Regions from separate parts of the Homo sapiens genome. Here all the other regions are linked to region 2. A link is a contact called in ENCODE Hi-C or POLR2A ChIA-PET data. All regions are on one chromosome and are shown on one strand. The core of a region is the stretch at or near the end of the contact, and the rest is flanking DNA. Distances in the headings are between cores, read along the strand shown.

Region 1 (3,500 bases), core at 205-2,704, 200 kb after region 2:
AGCTATGAATATTCATGAAGGTGGTTCATGAACACCTGCATACTGAATAAAAATGCATGTTACATATGACCCATGTTCATTTAGAGGCAGAGACTTAACACGTAAATGTATTACAGTTGGGCCCTATATATCAAAAGGTGAAGCAGAGATATGGGGGCACTCAAGTGCACAAGCTCTGTAAACCAGCTAGAACCAGCTCATGGTCAGTGGTCTCTTATCAAGAGAAAGTCACAGCCATCAGTTTCTTGTCCAGTCAAAGCTGTAGTTGTGGCTGGAGGAAGAGGGTCAGTCAGCATCTGGCGGGGAGCTATGATTATTTTCATCTTGCTTATCTTGAGGCCATTGCTTGTTCAGCTGCTAGAAAAAAAGAAAAACCTTATGACAGAACATAGCTTATTCTTGAGAGCTTGTTTGGAGGTTCTAGCAGGGGAGCATGGCTACTCATACATCCTTGACCAAAGCTGGGTCCTCCTCCATCGGGGATGGTCATCCTCTTTGAGTGCGCAGCTTTGGGAGGGACGTACTTGGAGAGAGAGGGAGGAAGGGGATACCCACCTAGCCAGCCGGATCAGCCGAATCAACCCTGATGATCCATGGGGTGACAGGTGTCGCAGCCAGATCACCCTCACATCTGAGAACATAGTTTATTCTTTAATAAACTGTGCACGCTTAACCCTTACCTGGCATGGCCTTAGGTCCTATGTATAATTTGGTATCTTATTGCCAAAAAGAGCCTCTTCTGTCTGTCTTGTAATCTCTATTTTATCATTAATGCTGGTCAGTTGTTGCGTCTAAACCGCAAAAGGGAGGGGGTGTAATGAGGCTTGTCTGACCTCCTGTCCTGTCACAGCTGGGCACTGTTTTTAAGGTTTATCTGGGATCCCCTTGGCCAAAATGGGGTCTGTTCATTTGGTTGAGGGCCTTAGGATTTTATTTTCTACTTGCACTTTTTTCCTGTGAACATTCTCCTTCTCACTGAGGCTGAACTGGGGCTGCCATCTTGCACCAGCCCTGAAGATGAAGTGTGTGCCCAGAGGAGGCTGGGGGAGAGGCTGACAGAGAAAGAGATCCAGAGGCCTGTGTGGTGTCCATCCTGTCGTCCACCTCCCCTCAGGACTTGAGTATGCAGGTGAAGGAAATCAAAATATTAATACTTTACCCCAAAACAGATTTCTTTGACATATTCTGAAGTGGCCTGTAAGGTTGTCTTTTGCGGGAGAAATTTGCACCTGTAGATCTGTAGAGACTCTGCATTAATGCAGCCAGCCCTTCCCTTGTCTGGAAAGATTAACTGAGATTCTGACACCTGCAGGTCTGAAAAGAAGCATCCGCCATCTGCTCTTTCTGAGGGTTGCTCCCCGTGAGGTTTCATCTACACAACAGGACTGCCTTTGCTAGCCAAGCCACTTCCTTTCTTCCTCCCACAACCTGTGTTGCCACTGAAACCTGTCTGGGGCCATGCTCTGAGCCCACATTCTCTCTGCAACCTCAAGGTGGTGCATAAGCTTCTGCACCCCACTAGGGGATTGGGTCTTCATTCTGAAGCTTCCTGTGTATACATGTTAAACAAATTCATATGTCTTCTCTCCTATTAGTCAATCTGCCTCATGTCAGTGATTTAGGGGGCCAAGCACCTTGACTGCCTCACAGGACAATAGCTGTCTTTATCGTTTAAGTGAGCAGAGCTGTATTTTTCATTGCTTGCAGCCACGGGCAACCTAACTGAAGCACTACCTCATTTGAGGAACATTTGAAGAGACAGGCATGTTGGTTTGGTATCCTAAGACGGAACACAACAAGCTTATCTTCTTTAATAAAGTTATTTGACTAGACTCTGAACCAAAATAGGTGGAACAAGGTCCCTCAAAACCAAATAAATCTCTAGTTAGCTAACTCACTTCAGTCCTTCCCATCCATAAAGCCTCTCCAACCACAAGAGAAAGGAGAAAGAGAGAAAAGGTGAGCTAATAAGACTGGTGCTTTGAATGTGGCTTTTGGTGTGAGTTTAAAAAAAAAAGAAAAGAAAAAGGTAATAAAATAAGACTGGTGCTGGGAAGAGCTTAAGAGTTTTGCACAGAATGGCTTGGCCATTGGGATTAGATTGTCCCTCCAGTAAATGTGCTGGTGAGACGGGGACAGGCATTGGGTTGAAGAGAGGGGGCAAGAATTACATTCTTCTAAAAAACTGGCCAAAGCCAGCTCCAGAGGCACCCAGAACCTCATCTCTCCCTCCCTCCTGGATTCCTGCCTCATCTTTCCCAGATAAGACTCTTTAACTTTCTCTGAAGAACAAAGTCATAAGGTGCGAATATTCCCTGAAATACCTTTGAAATACTTGCATAAATAAAACAGAGGAGGCCTGGACAGTGGCTCACAACTGTAATCCCAGCACATTTGGGAGGCCAAGGCGGGAGGATCTCTTGAGCCCAGGAGGTCGAGTCTGTAATGAGCTGTGATTGAGCCACTGCGCTCCAGCCTGGGTGACAGAGGAAGACCCTATCTCAAAAAAAATTAAAAAAATAAAACGGGGAAAGACAGGGAAAAGCAAAGCTGACTCAACAGTGTGTGTAAGCCAATTATAGAAAGAAACTTTGATCTCATTTCTTAAATGCATTGAATGAAACACTTTCCGTGACATTCGGCCAGATGTCTTCTGCTAAAGAAGCAGAAAGGCTGGAGAAGAGAAGACACAGACAGAGAACACATGGAAAGGAAGGCAACTTGCTGTGTGACCCCAGGGCAGAACTAACACCTAGAAAACCTCCCAAGTTTTCCTCTCCTTGCCTTTGTCCCCCAGATCGCCACCCAGAACTCTGACTGGGAAAAGCGGTTTCTTTGTGATTGATGCTCAGCAGGCAAAGTCATTGACTCACATAGTGATACATAGGTAATAAAAATAGATTCCAGAGCAAGTCTGATGCCAGCTCCCAGCCTATGACTTCCTGGCATCAAAAGAAAGAAATTTAGTTGAGCAAGGAGGTTCTTAGAGTGAGAGAGTGACTGAGTGCAGTGACTCATGCCTGTAATCCCAACACTTTGGGAAGTCGAGGTCAGGAGTTTGAGACCATCCTGGGCAGCATAATGAGACACCCTTCTCTACAAAAAAAAAAAAAAAAAAAAATTAAAAATAAAGAGTAAGTGAGAAAGTAAGTGTGTTTATTCTTCAGTTGGGAGAGGCATTTTACCAAAGATGAGGGCAGTGGGTAAAGTAGATTCTGTGGCCCTGGGAATAGCCTCGGACTAATGTGGACTCCCACATTAGCCGAGCAAAAGCAACAACCTCTCATCCGTTCCACCCTCCCCTGCCAGATTGTGAGCTCTCAGGGCCCCTCAGAGCTCCTGGGTCAAACCCAGTCAATGGCTGCGTCAGCATTTTCAGGCTACCAGAACTCAGCCTCGCCAGACCGGAGAAAGTACAATGTTGGTTTGGGGCCAGGCATGCTAGCTCATGCCTGTAATCTCAGCACTTTGGGAGGCTGAGACAGGATGGATCACCTAAG
Region 2 (3,331 bases), core at 277-2,776:
TCTAGAATGTGGCCTTTCCATGACAGGGTGAGGAGGCTGGAGCCCAGGGTTACCTCACATGCTGAGTCCCAGGGCAAGAGAGTTTGAGACATGTCACAGAGAAAGGGAAGGGCCGGTCACCAAACAATGCTGGGCATGGCGGGGGCAGAAGGGTGGCACTAAGGAGAATGTGATGCAGTTGCTGGTGGCGTCTGCACGTCGGGGCTTCTTGGGACTCTGGCTCCCGCCGACATGTGCTCAGTGGCTCTGGGGCATGCTCTGAGATTTGTGACTTGTCCTGGAGAGTCAACACTGTCTTCCTGACATTGGGACCAGGGGCCTGGGGAGTGCAGGTGAGAGCCCGCCCCTAGCACCTAGGAGCTCTGGGTGGCTTTCGCCTGCCACCTGTTGGCTCCCTGGGCTGGCCTGTCTCAAAGGAGCACTTCCTCCACCTGATCTTGAGTCCCCTCCTCCCCCAGCGTCCTGTGAGTGGGCGAGCAGGTCTCTGCTTCCCTGCATGGCTTGGAGCTTCGACTTTGTCTCGGGCAGGCAGGGGAGTGTGGGGAGGGGCTGAGCCTCACCTTCCTGTGGGCATCCCGCCCCACCATCCAGCTGGCACCCCCTGTGGACATCTCCCCCCAGCCTCTTTCCTCTCCTGGGCAGTGAGTGACTGCCCGCTTTGAGCCACGGGGGCCCTTTTTGGAGAAAGGCCATGTGAAAAGGGATTTCACATTGAGGTCTGCTTCCTGTTTAAGGGGGTGCTGAGAGCTCTTTGCAGAAGTGCAGCCACCCACCATGCGGTCCCCTACAGCGCCCTCAGGAGTCCCTCCCACAGCCTGGCTGCCCCTTTTCTACACAGTACACACATGGATGCACACGCAGCCCCTGCCTCAATGCCCCCGTCACCACTGACCTGGCTCTGCATGTGAGGGGTGTGCTCTGTGCGTGTCCTGCATGGGTGCACCTGTGTGTGTGCAGTGGTGCACAGGAGTCCGCGTTTATGTGCATGTGTGTGCATGAGCACATGTGTGTGTATGTGCGCACATGGTTGTGTGTGCATGCAAGGGCCCAACCCAAAGCTACTGACTTCCCCCTCCAGCCCTCATCACCTCCTGGAAGGTCCTAACCAGCCAGGCCTAAGTTCACACCCAAAGGATTTGTTTTTTTCTTCCCTTTTCTTTCCGTGCAAATTTCAATTAATACAGTGGTTTCTAAAGCCTGTCATTTTTAAGAGGCTGTAGTTTTTGTTTAGTCTGTTCTGGGTCCCAAACCAGCAACTTGGAGAAGTTGGTGGGCAGTGTTGGAACAAGGCCTGGGAGACAGATGCAGGAAGAGTGGAGGGCCAGGTGGAGGGCAGGCGGGCGGGGCCTCTGTGGGCAGCTCCCGCCCACACAGGGCAAAGGGGAGAAAACTTCCCCATCCTGCAACTGACACTGCTGATTTCTGCCTCCTCAAGGGCTGTGGGCAGCCTCTGAGCCTGTTGTGTAGGGAGACTGGGGCTCTAAAAGGAGAGCAGAGGAGCGGGGGTGGGATGACTCACCCCACCTCTGCTCTGGAGAAGGTAGAAGCGCAGAGCTGTGTGCTGGGGGAGGTGGCGTGTCCCGGCAGCTCAGGGCCAGCGATTCAGCCCCCGGCTGCTCAAGTGCTCTGCTGTCCCTGCCCCTGTTACCTTCCCCAGTGTCTAGGTGGTCCCCGCCAGTTCAGCTGGAGCTGCTCGTGTGGAGGCCAGGGCCGTGAGGCAGTTGAGTTGGAAGCATTTTCTCAGGCTTTTTGGACTGGGGGCTCACCTATGAGGAGGCCTGGTGTCGATGGGGTGGGGTGCACCAGGCATGTCTCTGGGATGAGCAGAGGCTGAGGGAGCCCCCTGCCTTTCCCCCACAATACGGCCTTCTCCATCCACACTGGGACCCCTTCCAAGGCCACTTTCTGACCTGAACTTTGTGCTCCAGAAGATTTCACCTCTTTGGAAAGAGCCAGAGACACTTATGGGCAGGCTCAGCCTTCAGGCTGCCTGAGAGCAGCAGAGATGGGGACTTGAGGACAGACCACTTCTCCCACCAGGACAGGTTCTGGCTTTGGAAGCCCTCGCTTTATGGAAGGGCCGAGGCAGCCAAGGGGATCTAGTGGGGCCCTGAGTAGACCCTGCCCCCAGTCCCCTCTCTTAGCTCCACCGTAGCAGCAGGATCAGGACCAGCCACCCCCGACACCCCCTGCTGCCCTGCCTCCGTCTTCCTTCTTCTGCTGGTTCCTGTGGGGGTCTCCCGAGGAGGAGCTCCTTGGGCTTTGTGAGGCCAGCCGATGGGCTTGGAGTGAAAGTGAAGGCAGTCCGATTCAGTGAGGCTGCACCTTTTCTCCTGGATCAAGAGCCAACCCCAGGCTGGGTGGTGGTGCACACCTGTAATCCCAGCACTTTGGGAGGCCAAGGTGGGAGGATCACTTGAGGCTAGAAGTTTGAGACCAGCCGGGGCAACATAGCGAGACTCCCTTATCTACTAAAAAAATTGTCTAAAAAAAAAAGAAAAGAAAAATTAGAGCCAGCCCCAGCTGGAACAGAGTCTGCCGTCCCCTCGGAAAGACGTGCCTTGACTCAGGGCACTGAGCTGACTGCAGCTGTTGGGCAACACACGCCCCAAACCTTCATCCACCAGGCAGGAAAGGAGCTGCTGGTGAGCCCTGCCCCAGGCCTCGGCCCTCATGTCGCCTTCCCTCCCACGTAGGACCTACCTGGAGGAGGAGCTCACGAAGGCCCGGAAGAAGCCCAGCCTGCGGAAGGACATGTACCAGAAGATGATCGAGGTGGACCCCGAGGCCCCCACCGAGGAGGAAAAAGCACAGCGGGCTGTGACCAAGCCACGGTACATGCAGTGGCGGGAGACCATCAGCTCCACGGCCACCCTGGGGTTCAGGATCGAGGGAATCAAGGTGAGGCCGGCGAGTGAGGGCAGCCTCGGGCCCCACCCGTGCCCACCTCAGGGGGCTTGGCTTCTCTCAGCGCCCTTTGGAAGCTGTAAGCTTCTCCAGGCACAGGCTCAGAATGTGGGTGGCCCGCCCCAAGGCCAGACATTTGGAGACATCAGCCTATTCCTCAGGCGGGATGGCTGTGTAGGGGGCTCAGGCCTCAGAGCAGAGTGGCTTCTAGCCCTGCCCAGCTGTCAGCCCTCTGCCGAGGACTCTCCATTTAGCCCAGACGGTGCCTGGCACCGAAAGCCAGGCGAGAGGCACCTGCGGGATGCCTGTGGGGTAGCTGGTTCATTCTGCCATGGCTGCAAACTGGGACTGGCAGACAATTCGGGGAAGGGAGGAGCATGCTGACCGCCTTTGATGTTGGAGCCAGGGTCTCTGAGAAACTGCA
Region 3 (3,254 bases), core at 338-2,837, 160 kb before region 2:
TTCAGGTTTCTTTAAAAAAAAAAAAAAAAAAAAAGGCTTTTGATTACCTTTTTTTTTCTTCTTCTTTTGCAAAGATTTCTTAAGAGCTTTAGAGCCAAAATGAGTGTCTCTGCATCTTTGCTTACTTGCTAAAGTATGCAGTGTCTTAAAGTTTTCTTTTTCTTTTTCTTTTTAAAAAAATTTTTTTTGAGACAAAGTCTCTGTCACCCAGGCTGGAGTGCAGTGGTGTGATCATAGCTCACTGCAGCCTCAACCTCCTGGGCTCAAAATAATCCTCCCACCTCAGCCTCTTGGGTAGCTGGGACCACAGACACACAGCATCCTGCCCAGCTAATTTTTTAGTTTTTTTGTAGAGACAGAGTTTCACCATGTTGCTCAGGCTTGTCCCGAACTCCTGGGCTCAAGCGATCCACCCGCGTCGGCCTCCGAAAGTGCTGGGTTTGTAGGCCTGAGCCACTATGCCTGGTTTAATAAACAGTTTTCTTCCTGTGTTGCTTTTGTTAAGAAAAATGAGACACACACCCCTTTCCTTTCTTCTAATGATGAGGCAGAGAACAGAATATTTTCCACTTGACGTTCTCCCCCTTTCTTCTCAAACCAGTTTGGCATTTTTCCACTTTCCACCTTCAGGTTCAAAGCGTGTCTGGGTGATGAGAACCAGGACACAGCTGGAACTCCGGCCATGGCGGGAGCTCACGCCTACCCTGTAGGCATAACATTCTAGGTTTCCCTTTTTTTCAGCAATAATACCTGGGTATAGTGGGAAAGAAGCTGGAATCAATCCTGGCTCCAGCACTTACCAGCCACAACCTTGGACACAGACCTCTATGACTCTATTTTCTCCTCTGTAAAGTGGGTTCAGATGAACCACTGAGACCAGTTGTTGACTGTCTCAGGTTGCAAGGGACAGAGATCAATGCTGGTCCCCACAGGCCGGGGAGCACAATTGTAGGGATAAACTAGAAGTAAAGCAACACTGGAAATCAGTTTGGCATCAAGACAATCAGATCTTCAGGAGAACTGGAGTGTTGTTCAGGATCCCACAGCAGCAGGTGTGCCTTCAGAAGCAGTGCCCACGCTGTGCCCCACGGAGTGACTGTGCCCAAGGCGTGACTCAGTTTCCCAGGGACCCTGCAGCGTCTGCAGCTGCTCCTTGTGCCCCTGCGGCTCTGTCTTCACGCGCCTTCGCCCTGCCTCGTGGCTTCTGCTTACTCACAAGTTTCCCCACTGCCCTTCTCCTGGCTGTCCCTCAGCCGCAGAAGTCCCCTCCATGTGTCTCTCCTCCTGCCAGCTCCCACAGGGCTGCCTCAGACAGAAGAGGCTCCCAGGCCTGGTCAGGGGTGGGGTCACAGGTACGCAGCGGGGTCACTGCGTTCAGGAAACTGCCAGGGGCTGGTGTTCTCGGAGAGGAGCCGCAGCTGGGCAGCCACTCAGCACACATCCTGTCCAGTTACGGGCCCTTTGTATAGATGAGGAAATGGCCCCCTTGGAAGATTCAGTATTGACGAGCCGCAGAGCAGCCATCACATCACACTGTGCTCTGGTGTCTCCAACCCCGTCACACTCCTCTGCTTCCTGTTTCTGTTCACCCACGCAGGATGCCGAGGGAAGCGGGGCTTCTCCTGCCTCTACCTGCCTTCAGCCCCTGTTCTGACATGACCTGAGTGCCACCCATCAAAAGACCCGTCCACCCCAAAACATCCCCAACCCACATCCCACTGCTAGTCCCTGATGAATTAGACAGTGAAGGCCTGATCTCCCCGAGACCCCAGTGAGCCCGCCATTGGCATGACGGTCAGATGAGTCCTGGGACAGTGGGAGGGCAGGCGCCAGGCTCAGGAAACGGAGGAGCAGCAGGAGAGGTGCTCCCATGTGGCACAGTTCAGAGGCGGGAGCCTGGGGTGCCAGTGAGAAACAAGGCAAGGTCTCCACTTTAACCTCTCACCTAGGACTCCCAGTGTGCAGCTGATCAGGTTTTTGGGCCCTGAACTGGAACATACCATTTTTAGACAGTGAGATAAAGATTCAAAATCAGGACTGCCCTGGAAAATCCAAGACCTATTGTGGTGTTCAGGTTGGGTGTTGTGTGGTTGGGTCAAACTTCATTTGAGAGCTTCAGTCAACCACAGGTGGCTGGGGCCCAGGAAGGAGGCGGCTCTTGCAAACAGATAAGGGCCACACTGGTGAGAGGCGCTCTCCCCAGAGCAGTAGGCCCCAACTGCTCACAGTTCCTGTGGTAAACTCGGTTCACTTGTGAAGATCAGGAGAGACAGGACCCATTACCTCCTCCTTGTGAAGATCAGGAGAGACAGGACCCATTACCTCCTCCTTGTGAAGATCAGGAGAGACAGGACCCATTACCTCCTCCTTGTGAAGATCAGGAGAGACAGGACCCATTACCTCCTCGTGAAGATCAGGAGAGACAGGACCCATTACCTCCTCCTTGTGAAGATCAGGAGAGACAGGTCCCATTACCTCCTTGTGAAGATCAGGAGAGACAGGACCCATTACCTCCTCCTTGTGAAGATCAAGAGAGACAGGACCCATTACCTCCTCCTTGTGAAGATCAGGAGAGACAGGACCCATTACCTCCTCCTTGTGAAGATCAGGAGAGACAGGACCCATTACCTCCTCCTTGTGAAGATCAGGAGAGACAGGACCCATTACCTCCTCCTTGTGAAGATCAGGAGAGACAGGACCCATTACCTCCTCCTTGTGAAGATCAGGAGAGACAGGACCCATTACCTCCTCGTGAAGATCAGGAGAGACAGGACCCATTACCTCCTCCTTGTGAAGATCAGGAGAGACAGGTCCCATTACCTCCTTGTGAAGATCAGGAGAGACAGGACCCATTACCTCCTCCTTGTGAAGATCAAGAGAGACAGGACCCATTACCTCCTCCTTGTGAAGATCAGGAGAGACAGGACCCATTACCTCCTCCTTGTGAAGATCAGGAGAGACAGGACCCATTACCTCCTCCTTGTGAAGATCAGGAGAGACAGGACCTATTACCTCCTCCTTGTGAAGATCAGGAGAGACAGGACCCATTACCTCCTCCTTCTCTCCACCACGCATCTTCCTCCTGTGTCCCCTCAGCCACTGAAGGTTTCAATGTGCCCTGATTTGTCCTCTCTTCCCAGTTGTCTGTATACAAAGTGCCCAGCTATTCCTCCCACTTTGCAGATGGAGAAATGGAGGCCTTAAGGCAGTGAGAAAGTTTTCCATGATGATGGTTAGACAGTGAGATTCAAAGA

Evidence for each region. A loop is a pair of places that touch in the nucleus more often than their neighbours do. ChIA-PET counts read pairs that join two places held with the same protein, here RNA polymerase II (POLR2A). Pooled maps may share reads with other maps.
Region 1: a pooled map shows a loop between it and region 2 (2.5-fold over the local background). The contact joins two enhancer-like sites. A Hi-C loop is called at or near these places in 4 of 50 pooled maps. POLR2A ChIA-PET finds 5 or more read pairs at or near these places in 2 of 52 experiments (SK-N-SH and T-cell).
Region 3: a loop to region 2 is called in a pooled map, with 2.8 times the contacts of the local background. The contact joins two enhancer-like sites. A Hi-C loop is called at or near these places in 1 of 37 single-sample maps with no recorded cell type and 6 of 50 pooled maps. POLR2A ChIA-PET finds 5 or more read pairs at or near these places in 7 of 52 experiments (CD4-positive, alpha-beta T cell, CD4-positive, alpha-beta memory T cell, CD8-positive, alpha-beta T cell and 3 more).

The regions. Positions count from the first base shown.
Region 1 is chr1:226,443,070-226,446,569 of GRCh38, reverse strand. It overlaps the pseudogene RN7SKP165. Among named protein-coding and RNA genes, the nearest start is that of PARP1, 37 kb to the right of the region's middle. Within about 2 kb of position 1,454, at least 3 of the 41 ENCODE cell types and tissues checked have a DNase peak (open chromatin) inside an H3K27ac peak, as active enhancers do.
Region 2 is chr1:226,641,491-226,644,821 of GRCh38, reverse strand. It overlaps ITPKB (inositol-trisphosphate 3-kinase B), which reads left to right. Exons shown (of 8, transcript NM_002221.4): 5 at 2,697-2,901. Among named protein-coding and RNA genes, the nearest start is that of ITPKB-IT1, 32 kb to the left of the region's middle. RefSeq lists silencers at 134-356, 1,360-1,654 and enhancers at 1-374, 485-584, 1,195-1,274, 1,385-1,444, 1,709-2,376. Within about 2 kb of position 1,526, at least 18 of the 41 ENCODE cell types and tissues checked have a DNase peak (open chromatin) inside an H3K27ac peak, as active enhancers do; they include CD4-positive, alpha-beta T cell and CD8-positive, alpha-beta T cell, where a contact is called at or near this core.
Region 3 is chr1:226,797,409-226,800,662 of GRCh38, reverse strand. No RefSeq gene overlaps it. Among named protein-coding and RNA genes, the nearest start is that of ITPKB, 60 kb to the right of the region's middle. RefSeq lists an enhancer at 1,306-1,355. Within about 2 kb of position 1,587, at least 11 of the 41 ENCODE cell types and tissues checked have a DNase peak (open chromatin) inside an H3K27ac peak, as active enhancers do; they include CD4-positive, alpha-beta T cell and CD8-positive, alpha-beta T cell, where a contact is called at or near this core.